Regions from separate parts of the Homo sapiens genome. Here region 2 is linked to region 1. Evidence: chromatin contacts called from ENCODE Hi-C or POLR2A ChIA-PET data. All regions are on one chromosome and are shown on one strand. The core of a region is the stretch at or near the end of the contact, and the rest is flanking DNA. Distances in the headings are between cores, read along the strand shown. Region 1 has its middle 36 kb from the start of ARHGEF10L. Region 2 overlaps ARHGEF10L (Rho guanine nucleotide exchange factor 10 like).

Region 1 (5,779 bases), core at 1,383-3,882:
CCCGAAGTCCTGGCATTACAGGCGTGAGCCACCATGCCCAGCCCCTTGTTTTTTCTAATTGTGTGAAAAATGATGTTGGTATTTTGATAGGAATTGCATTGAATCGGTGGATGACTTTGGGAAGTATGGTCATTTACATGATATTGATTCTTCTAATCCATGAGCATGGGATGTATTTTCATTTGCTTGTGTCATCTATGACTTATTTCAGCAGTGTTCTGTAGATCTCCTTAGATCTTTCTTTCTTTTTTTTTTTTTTTTTTTGAGACAGAGTCTTGCTGTGTTACCCAGGCTGTAGGGCAGTGGTGGCACAATCTCGGCTCACTGCAACCTCCACCTCTTGGGTTCAAACGATTCTTGTGCCTCAGCCTCCCGAGTAGCTGGGACTACAGACGTGTGCCACCACGCCTGGCTAATTTTTCAATTTTTTTAGTAGAGACAGAGTCTCGCCATGTTGGCCAGGCTGGTCTTGAACTCCTGACCTCAAGTGATCCACTTGCCTTGGCCTCCCAAAGTGCTGGAATTACAGGTGTGAGCCACCATGCCCAGCCAGAAAGAGTTTTCACATGCTTGGTTAAGAATAATCCTAAGAGGCCAGGCATGGTGTCTCATGCCTGTAATCCCAGCACTTTCGGAGGTGAGATGGGAGGATCACTCGAGGCCAGGAGTTCGAGACCAGCCTGGTCAACATAGTGAGACCCCTATCTTTATTAAAAAAAAAAAAAAGAATATTTTGTTAGGTATTTTACTTTGTTTTTACAGCTATTGTAGAAGGGATAGAATTCTTGAGTTGATTCTCAGCTTGGTCGTTGTTGGTGTATAGCAGTGCTATTGATTTGTGTACATTTATTTTGTAACCTGAGACTTTACTGAATTAGTTTACAAATCTAGAAGTCTTTTGGAGGAGTCTTTAGGGTTTTGTAGGTGGGTGATTATATCATCGGCAAACAGAGCTAGACTTCTTCTTTTCCAATTTGGATGCTCTTTCTTTCTTTCTCTTGCCTGATTGCTCTAGCTGGGAAGTTTCCCTGTTTCTTTTGGTTTTCATTTTTGAAGCCTCCCGTGGCATGTAGGACTTATATTAAACACATCACTATGCTTTTCTCTTAATTTGTTTTTTGTTACAGGTGGCTCAGCCAAGAACCTAGTGATGGGTGAGGAAAAGAAATCTTCTCAGCTGGGCTCAGTGGCTCATGCCTGTAATCCTAGCACTTTGGGAGGCCGAGGCAGGTGGATCGAGGCTGAGGCAGGAGAATTGCTTGAACCTGAGAGGTGGAGGTTGCAGTGAGCTGAGATCACGCCACTGCACTCCAGCCTGGGTAGCCTGGGTGACAAAGGGACTTTGTCTCAAACACACACACACACACACACACACAACACACACACACACACACAAAACAAAGAAATCTTTTATCTCCTGCAGGGTTTCTATGTGATTTTTACTTGAGCAATACAAGAGTATATTGTCCAGGTGAGCACCCTGAGACTAATGGTGAGGGTTGACCCTGAGTTCCACATTGGTTGGCATTCATATTTCTGTTTCTTTCTTCCTCTTTTTTTTTTTTTTTTTGGAGACACAGTCTTGCTCTGTTGCCCAGGCTGGAGTGCAGTGGCACGATCTCGGCTCACTGTAACCTCCACCTCCTGGGTTCAAGCGATTCTCCTGCCTCAGCCTCTCAAGTAGCTGGGATTACAGGCTCCCACCACCATGCCTGGCTAATTTTTGTATTTTTAGTAGAGACAGGGTTTCACCATGTTGGTCAGGCTGGTCTCGAACTCCTGACCTTGTGATCCTCCTGCCTCAGCCTCCCAAAGTGCTGGGATTACAGGCGTGAGCCACCGCACCTGGCTATGTTTCTGTTTCTGATTGGGGAGGTGGAGCTACTGACCTCTGGATGGAGGAAAAGATGCTCTGTGGCCACCACCAGGCTCTAACCTTTTATTTCATTGATTCCTCGGAGCCAGGATGAGAGGTAGCATCATAATCCTGATTAGTGGACAAGAAAACTGAGGCTCCAGAACACTGAGTGACTGGTTCAAGGTCCACACCTGCAAGCCCAGAGGCTGCCTATGGGGCGGGGTAAGGGGCACAGGATCATGCCCTTCATACAGTCCCCGCAGTCCTGGAGGTGCTGCTCAGTGCACGACGCCAGGGGGCGCCATGCGCATCGAAGAACCCTCTGTGGTTTCCCAGTCCTTGGGGCTGCAGCTGCTGCCTTCTTCGACCGATTTCTGCGGAGATGGTTTCGTGAGGACAGCATTATAAATGGGAATGATCCATGATACTCATGACTGGGCCCTTGGGGACTGGGCCCCTGCCAAGCCATGTGATCCAAGGCCTCCTCGTACTTGCTTTCCTTTCTGTGATGTCTTGCCTGTGCCCCAGCTGCCTGTGCTGTGAATTTAATTCCTGCAATAGGAATCTCATAAATGCATGGGTGGCCAGGCAAATAGGTATAAATAAGTAAAAAAGTTGTGCCTCTGAAGCTCTCCGTGGGGTAACTCATCCTCAGAAGAATGTTTATGGGCCTGAGCTGGAAAGGGAAGAAGTGCAAGTTCCATCCTCAACAAGGTGCCTGTTGGCAATTTGAGCTGGAAGTAGGGTCAGGATGACATAATAGTGAAGTGACGGGTCTGTGTTCCAGTCCTGAGCCAACCACTGTGTGCGTGTCAAAAATAGCCACCATGCTTCATTTCTCCCATTGTTGAGGCATATTTTTCCACTTCTTTTGGACCAATACGAAGTGATGGAAGTGAGGACTTGTGGCTTCCAAGCCAGGCCCTCAAGAGGTCTTGCCCACTTCCACATTCTCTCTCTCGGACCTTGGTGTGATATGAGCCTGGGTTAGAGTGCAGGGGGATGAGAGACCATGAGGAGGAGAGTGTCCCAAGCAAGGCCATCCTAGACCAGCCTGTCCCCATCAGGCCTGCCAGCTGACAGCAGACTCCTGAGAAAGCCAAGTCCAGTTGAGTTCAACCTAGCTCAACCCTGGCCAGCAAAACCACACGGCGAACCTGCAGATCCTGAACTGTAATAGAGGCTTATCATTTTATAAGTCATTCCATTTAGATTAGTTTATTATGCAGCAACAATTAACTGATATGGCCAATTATAGTGAAATGGTCATGGTCCATTTGCATACTCTGTGAGCCTCAATTTCTTTTCTTTTTTTTTTTTTTTTTGAGATGGAGTCTTGCTTTGTTGCCCAGGCTGGAGTGCAGTGGCATGATCTCCGCTCACTGCAAGCTCTGACTCCCAGGTTCATGCCATTCTCCTGCCTCAGCCTCCCTAGTAGCTGGGACTACAGGCGCCTGCCACCACGCCTGGCTAATTTTTTTGCATTTTTAGTAGAGACGGGGTTTCACTGTGTTAGTCAGGATGGTCTCGATCTCCTGACCTCGTGATCCACCCGCCTCGGCCTCCCAAAGTGCTGGGATTACAGGCGTGAGCCACCGCGCCCGGCCGCCTCAATTTCTTTATCTGTGAAACAGGTAACGCTATATGATAGTAGTCTCTGTCCCAGAGAAGCAATATGAGGAATAAATTAAATGTTCATAAGATTCTTCTCACAGTGTCTGACATGGAGAATATCAGCTGGAACGGGCCTGGTGGTGCTGCCATAATTAGCAACCCTAGGCTGCGCCCAGTGGCTCATGCCTGTAATCCCAGCACTTTGGGAGGCTGAGGCAGGTGGATCACCTGAGATCAGGAGTTTGAGACCAGCCTGGCCAACATGGTGAAACCCTGTCTGTACTAAAAATACAAAAATTAGCCGCGAGTAGTGGTGCTCGCCTGTAGTCCCAGCTACCTGGGGAGCTGAGGCAGGAGAATCGCTGGAACTCGGGAGGCGGGGGCTTCAGTGAGCCAAGATCATGCCACTACACTCCAGCCTGTGTGACAGAGCAAGACTCCATCTCAAAAAAAAAAAAAAAAAATTAGCAATCCCAAATATTAGTGACTTTAAACAGCAAAGGTCGGCCAGGTCCGGTGGCTCACACCTGTAATCCCAGAACTTTGGGAGGCGGAGGCGGGCAAATCACGAGGTCAGGAGTTCGAGACTAGCCTGGCCAATATGGTAAAACTCCATCTCTAATAAAAATACAAAAATTAGCTGGGCACAGTGGCTCACGCCTATAATCCCAGCACTTTGGGAGGCAGAGGTGGGCAGATCACGAGGTCAGCAGTTTGAGACCAGCCTGGCCAACATGGGTTAAACTCCGTCTCTACTAAAAATACAAAAATTAGCCAGGTATGTTGGCAGGCACCTGTAATCCCAGCTACTCGGGCGGCTGAGGCAGGAGAATTGCTTGAACCCAGGAGACAGAGGTTGCAGTGAGCCGAGATCAGGCCACTGCACTCAAGCCTGGGTGACAGAGCAAGACTCCGTCTTGGAAAAAAATAAAAATACAAAAATTATCTGGGCATGGTGGCACGCGCCTGCAATCTCAGTTACTAGGGAGGCTGAGGCAGGAGAATCGCTTGAACCCAGGAGGCGGAGGTTGCAGTGAGCCGAGATCGTGCCACTGCACTCCAGCCTGGGCGACAGAGCAAGACTCCGTTTCAAAAAAAAAAAAAAAAAGTCTGGGCGGGGTGGCTCATGCCTGTAATCTCAGCACTTTGAGAGGCCGAGGTGGGCAGATCATAAGGTCAGGAGATCAAGACCATCCTTGCTAACACGGTGAAACCCCGACTCTACTAAAAATACACACATGCACAAAAAAATTAGCCAGGCATGGTGGCGGGCGCCTGTAGTTCCAGCTACTCGGGAGGCTGAGTCAGGAGAATTGCTTGAATCCAGGAGCAGAGGTTGCAGTGAGCCGAGATCGTGCCATTGCATTCCAGCCTGGGCAACAGAGTGAGACTCCATCTCAAGCAACAACAACAACAAAACAGCAAGCGTCTATTTCTTGCCCTTGTTACATGTCTGCAGTAGGTGGACCAGGAGCTGTGAGCATTATGGTCACGTAGAGTCCAGGGCTGGTGACGTTCTTCATCTCAGCACTTTTCTGGCCACTGCCCCAGAGAGAAAAGAGAAGCTCAGGAGGGAGTTCAGGACTCATCGGCCCCACCCACCCAAAGGGCCCATCCTTCTTTCTAGAAGGGGACAGCTGGAAGTATTTGGTGAACAACATTTACAACTTCATATGAGCAGTGAATGAGTGTTAGGTATTGCTTTCTGCTTGAGTCCTCAAGTTGGGAGAGTAGTAAAGTGAAAATAAAAAGAAGCAATATTGTTTTGTTTTGTCTTTTTGAGACAGGGTCTCACTTTGTCACCCAGCCTGGAGTGCAGTGGTGTGATCTTGGCTCACTGAAGCCTCCGCCTCCCAGGTTCCAGTAATTCTCCTGCCTCAGCTTCCCGGGTAGCTGGGATTACAGGTGCCCTCTACCATGCCCAGCTAATTTTTGTATTTTTGGTAGAGATGGGTTTCACCATGTTGCCCAGGGTGATCTCGAACTCCTGAGCTCAAGCAATACACCCACCTCGGCCTCCTAAAGTGCTGGGATTTCAGGCATGAGCCACTGCGCCCAGCTGGAAGCAATGGTAATAGAAATCACAATAGCATAATAGCGGCTCCACGTATTGAGTACCTACTGTATGCCAGCACAGGGACAGGCCTTTTATCTGTGTCATTGAATCCTTACAAGAACCCTGTTAGATCAATCTTATTATCCCCCTTTTAAAGCAGGATGAGGCTCAGAGAGTGTAAGGGACCTGCCTGGCATTGCCAGGTTTGTGGCAGAGCCAGGATTTGGATCCAGGACTCTATTTTTTTTTGA
Region 2 (5,779 bases), core at 1,967-4,466, 49 kb after region 1:
AGCCTCCTGAGTAGATGGGATTACAGGTGCGCACCACCACACTCAGCTAATTTTTGTATTTTTAGTAGAGACAGGGTTTCACCATGTTGGCCAGGCTGGTCTTGAACTCCTGACCTCAAATGATTCTCCTGCCTCAGCCTCCCAAAGTGCTGGGACTATAGGTGTGAACCACCACTTCTGGCCCTGGGATGGCATATTCTGATCCTTTTCAGTTACAACAGTGAGTAAGCTGACATTAACCTTGCCCTGGTGGTTTTGTTTTTGTTTTTGTTTTTGAGATGGAGTGTTGCTCTGTCACCCCGGCTGGAGTGTGATGGCATGATCTTGGCTCACTGCATCCTCTGCATCCTGGGTTCGAGCGATTCTCCAGCCTCAGCCTCCTGAGTAGATGGGATTACAGGCGCCTGCCACTATACCTGGCTAAGTTTTGTATTTTTAGTAGAGATGGGGTTTCACTATGTTGGCCAGGCTGGTCTCGAACTCCTGACCTCAAGTGATTCTCCCACCTCAGCCTCCCAAAGTGCTGGGATTACAGGTGTGAGCCACGGTGCCCAGCCTCGTGAGTCTTATATGATGGTGGAGGAGACAAAAATCAAACACATCAAATTTATAAAGTAACCACATGTTATGCATTAAGTCCTGTGAAGGAAACAGACTGGTGGATGGTGATAACTGGGGATGAGGGGTAGAGAGGGTGTATGTGGGGGTGGGGGTACAGGATTCGTTAGCTGCAGGTGGTCAGGGAGGCCTCTCTGAAGAGAGACATTTAAGCCAGACCTGAATGACAAGCAGGAGCTCCCCCTGCAAGGATCTGAGGGAAAAGTATTCCGGGTAGGAGCTACAGCAAATGCAAAAGCCCTGAGGCCAGATGAACTTGGCCTGTTTAGGAGGGTGTGGAAGAGGCCATGTTAGTTAGGACTGTTACTCTAGGTGCAAAAGGAAACCATCGGAGGTTTGTTTTCCACTTCCCATAAATACCTTTACTAATGAAATATAGTTCCAAGATTCCAGCTAGTAAAAACTCTGTTAAGAAATTCACCTTTTTCCAATAATTTATTCAAAAATAATTTACCAAGTGCCTATGATGTGGAAGCACTTGACTCAGTGCTGTGGGGTGATGGATGGGTACAAAGATATGGTGAAGTTTTACGCTCCAATAACCCATGGTCCAGCAAACAAGACTACGAACATTTGCAGGGTCAAGGGCAGGGAGGGACTGATTTACCTTTGCAAAAGATCCCATGTCTGCTGGGAGGAGAACTGGCTGTAGAGAGCCAGGGTGGAGGGGTGGAGCTGGGAACCAGAGGAAAGGCAAGGAAAGGTTCCCATTTGGCAGTGGAATAGGAGAAAAGTCTGGGGTTTGGGTTATATATCAGCTGGAATCAACTGGAATTTCTGGTGGATTGTACACAGGGGTGAGGGAAAGAGAAGAACTGAGCATGACTTCTAGATTCTTCTTTTGAGTCTCTGAGTGAGTGGTGGTGTCATGAAAGGAGACGGTTAAGAGGGAGTGAGGAGCATGGCTTTTGGAGAAACCAAGGGTTAGGTTTGGGGCAGGTTCACATTGAAAGGCTGGTTAGAAGTCCAAGGGGGTAGGCCGGGCACAGTGGCTCACGCCTGTAATCCCAGCACTTTGGGAGGCCAAGGCGGGAGGATCACTTGAGGTTGGGAGTTTGAGACCAGCCTGGGCAACAAGGTGAAACCCCATCTCTACTGAAAATACAAAAATTAGCCAGGTGTGGTGGCGGGCGCCTGTAATCCCAGCTACTCAGGGGCTGAGGCAGGAGAATTGCTCGAACCCAGGAGGGTGGAGGTTGCAGTGAGCTGAGACTGTGCCATTGCAGTATAGTGTGGGCAACGAGAGTGAAACTCCATCTCAAAAACGAAAAAAAAAAAGCCAAAAAACCCCAAAGAAGTCCAAGGGGGTAGTGAGGGCCTCTGGGCTGGAGATGCAAACTTGGGCATCCTTAACATATAAAGGGGACAGGTGTGACCACCCAGAGAGACAATTCAGAGGAGAGATCCCTCCACAGGGAGGTGAGCTCTGGGAGCTCTTATATTTATAGTCTGGTGGAGGAGGAGGAGCCAGGGCAGGCAGCCTGGGAGCTAGGGGAAGATGGGTGCAAGGAACTTACCTTTAGTGCCAGGTGCTGAACTAAACACCTGGGGAGGATCGGCCCCTGGTCCTCACGATAAGTCTGTGAGGTGCAGGTGCTATTAAGCGTCTCACCTTATCGAAGCGGAAAGAGGCCCGGAGGTGACCCAGTGCACCTGCCAGCAGGTGCACGACTGTGTAGGGAGTGAGGATTCACACCAAGGGGGGCAGTCCACCTCGTTTGCCCACGGCATTCCCGTGTTGCAGAGGAGGATTCCAAAGCTTGTGGTTTTGTTCATTTGTTTTCATTTGTCTGTCCTTGCATTCCTCTCCTCCCAACACATATTTACTAAGCACCTACTGAATGCTGTGCACTGGGCAAGGAACTGGAGATTCCAAGATGAGTAAGGTGTGGCGCCCCTTAATCTGGTGAGGGAGGTGGATGGGCAACAGCTGAAGGGTGGGCGGTGCCTGATGCAGGTGGAGGGACTCCGAGGAGGCTTCCCAGGGGAGTGTCCAAGCCAAGCAGTGGAAAAGGCAGAGTTAGGTCAGGAAGCAGGAGGCATCCAGGCATGTGCCAAGGCTCAGGGGAGGGAATAGCAGGGCCATGTCAGGGAGGGTGCAGGAGGGTGCTGCTCAGGAGCTCTGTCCATTGTACTAGGGGCTTGTACTTTATCTTGTGGGCCCTGCGAGCCAGTCAACTGTTTCAAGCTAGGGGATGACGGGATTAGAACTTTTTGTTTGGGGTAGAGATTGGGCTGCAAGGGACAGAAGAGTTACCAGGGAGAGCTTTCAAGGCTGTTAAAAGGCTCTCGATTCCTAGGTCATTCTCTGAACCCTGCTGCTTCCTTACTCCTTCCCAAATTCTGCTCATTTTTCTCTTCCAAAAAGATTTCCGAGTCAGAGAGGTTAAGCAACTTGCCTGAGGTCTCCCAGCGTGCCAGGTCATCCAGGCTGGGACTGGTCTTCTAACTAAAACAACCACAGTCCCAGGGGTGGAAGCGGATGGTGAGTAACCCCAGGGAGCGGCTCACTGGAGGCTTGAGTTGAAGGTCACCGTCCACAGTCCCCGTGTGGCTTTAAACATTGCCTTTTTGCAGTCTCAGAGAACAGTTGGTGCTTCTGGGCAGGAGGAGCTGGGCTGCTGCTGGGAGCCAGGGCTGGGGCTTTCCCAGAGCTGCACGGGTTATTTAAGCAGTTTCCTGGGCATCTGCTTCCTCCCCAATGAGTGATGGGAAAACTCCATGGGGCTGGTGCAGGATTTGATTAACAGGTCACATGAGGCCAGTGAGGGAGGCAGTCCCTGCTGGGAAGGGCAGATGCCAGGCAGAGGGCGAGGGGAGGGGGAGATGGGGAGCACTTCCCAGAGCCCTGTGCTATGAGCTCTGTCACTTTGGGCAGGTGTCTCACCTCTCTGCAGTCTTGGTTCCCTCGCCTGTAGAGATAATATGAAATGTGACCAATAGGACTGAAGTAATAACCAGTGTCCACTGTAGGCCTGAAGTGTGCCAGGTACCACGCATGATCTTGTTTCAATCTATCTTTTTTTTTTCTTTTGAGATAGAATCTCACTGTGTCACCCGGCTGCAGTGCAGTGGCATGTTCTTGGCTCACTGCAACCTCTGCTTCCCGGGTTCAAGTGATTCTCCTGCCTCAGCCTCCCAAGTAGTTGGGACTACAGGTGCATGCTACCACAGCTGGCTAATTTTCGTTTTTTTTTTTTTTTTTTTTTTTTTTTTTTTTAGTAGATACAGGGTTTCACCATATCAGCCAGGCTGGTCTCAAACTCCTGACCTCCAGTAATCTGCTCCCCTCAGCCTCCCAAAGTGCTGGGGTTACAGGCGTGAGCCACCGTGTCCAGCCTCTTGTTTCAATCCCTTGTCATCTTGTGAGCTATGGATGGTCATTATCTTCATTTTATAGATGACACAGCTAAGGAACAGAAAGGGTAGATATTTTGTCCCAGGTCACACAGCTAGTAAATGGCAGAATTTGAACCTGACCCTCTAACTCTGGAGCCCTCCCCTGAAATCCCTGTGGTCCCCCTTCAAACTTTGTTCAGCTGAGCATGAGTCCCTTCCTTGGCAAATCACTTGATAGGATCCTGTGGGGCACTAGCATTCTGCCCACTTGACTTTGGGACACCCCAGTCCCTACAACCCCTTAAGTTTTATCACGAAGACTTGGAGCTCCAGTGGGCCTCAGCCCCTGGCTCATCATCTTTCAGCCAAGTGGGGCAGACCCGGGACCAGAACCCCAGCATCCCAGACTCCTGGCCTTCTGCTCCTTTCACTCCTCCAGGGCCTCAGAGGGGGACTGGACTGGGAGCCAGTTGCCTGGGTTCTAATCCCACTTCTTCCTTGGACCAGCCAGAAGAGCTTGGGCAACATTTCACTTTGCCCCCTGCCTTTACCCTAAGCCTCAGTTTCCTCTTCTGTGAGATGGGTAGATTGAGAATCTAGAATCTCTACCAATTCTAATAATTCATAAGTGTAAGATTTCAGGTTTCTATCTAGGAATCTGTAAGAGTCAAACATTTGCCACCTTTTTCTACTTCCTGTCCTCTATTGCCTGTGGGACTCGAGGAGACTGAGATGAGGAAACAATTCAGTGAACCCTCTATAGTTTGACACACTGTAGTTTGAGGGTGGTGGCTCATGCCTGTAATCCCAGCACTTTGGGAGGCTGAGGTGGGAGTGTCGCTTGAGCCCTGGAGTTCAAGACCAGCCTGGGCAACATAGTGAGACCCCATCTTTAAAAAAAAGCCAAAAAACAAAAATTAGCCAGGCATGATGGTGGGCACCTGTAGTCCCAGCTACTCAGGAGGCTGAGGCGGAAAGATGGCTTGAGCCCAGGAGGTTGAGGCTGCAGTGAGCTATGATGGCACCACTGCACTCCAGCCTGGGCAGCAGAGTGAGACCCTGTCTCTAAAAAATAAAAAATATATAGCTTAATAGCAGCGTATGATGACGACTATCACTTGAGTACCACTGGGTGCCAGGCACTGTGCTGGCTGCATCATGAATTATTTTTTTGCCTACTCAACAGGGAGGCGAGTATGATTAGCTCCATGTTAAATGTGAGAACTGAGACACAAAACGTTTAGCTAACTTTCCCAAGGGTCAAGTGATTGCATGACCTGTATATGAAAGCTGGACTTCAAAGACCAGAGGAAGTGCAGAGGATACGTTTGCTAGGTGCTTCCTTGTGGGGGTGGGTACGGCCTCTCTACCTCACGTCCCATCACTTGGAGCTCTCTGCAAAACCCGTTCTCCCGGGCCCTAGATGCAAAAATCCACCCAGTTCATCCGCCCTTGAGAAATGATGTTGAGTCAGATCTGGAAACACTAAATGGGTGAGTCACAGTGAGGATGGTGAGGGGCTGGGCAGGGAGGAACAGTGCTTAGCCCACCATTGGCCAGAGCTCAGCCTTGCCAAGGAGCCCAGCCCAGGGGGCAGGCCTCAGCTATTTACAGAGAAGGGGACTTGGGAGCAGAGAGAGGATGCGGCTGGCAGGGAGGGAGACAGAGGAGCTGAGGGTCAGACAGCAGAGCTAGAAGAGTTTTCAGGGATCATCTAGTCCACACATAGGACATCTCAGTCCCAGAGAGGGGCTGGGACTTACCCTAGGTCACACAGCCCATGATGCCAGACCCAGCAATAGAAGGGGATTTTGGGAGGCTG

The links. Hi-C counts contacts between places; a loop is a spot of excess contacts on that map. ChIA-PET counts read pairs that join two places held with the same protein, here RNA polymerase II (POLR2A). Pooled maps may share reads with other maps.
Region 2: a loop to region 1 is called in a map of GM12878, with 3 times the contacts of the local background. The contact joins two enhancer-like sites. A Hi-C loop is called at or near these places in 7 of 168 maps with a recorded cell type or tissue (Calu3, GM11168, GM12878 and 4 more), 2 of 37 single-sample maps with no recorded cell type and 11 of 50 pooled maps. POLR2A ChIA-PET finds 5 or more read pairs at or near these places in 8 of 52 experiments (B cell, H1, HCT116 and 4 more).

Annotation. Positions count from the first base shown.
Region 1 is chr1:17,500,344-17,506,122 of GRCh38, forward strand. No RefSeq gene overlaps it. Among named protein-coding and RNA genes, the nearest start is that of ARHGEF10L, 36 kb to the right of the region's middle. Within about 2 kb of position 2,633, at least 11 of the 41 ENCODE cell types and tissues checked have a DNase peak (open chromatin) inside an H3K27ac peak, as active enhancers do; they include transverse colon, where a contact is called at or near this core.
Region 2 is chr1:17,548,766-17,554,544 of GRCh38, forward strand. All of the region lies in intron 1 of ARHGEF10L (Rho guanine nucleotide exchange factor 10 like), which reads left to right. Among named protein-coding and RNA genes, the nearest start is that of ARHGEF10L, 12 kb to the left of the region's middle. RefSeq lists a silencer at 5,249-5,543. Within about 2 kb of position 3,217, at least 10 of the 41 ENCODE cell types and tissues checked have a DNase peak (open chromatin) inside an H3K27ac peak, as active enhancers do; they include transverse colon, where a contact is called at or near this core.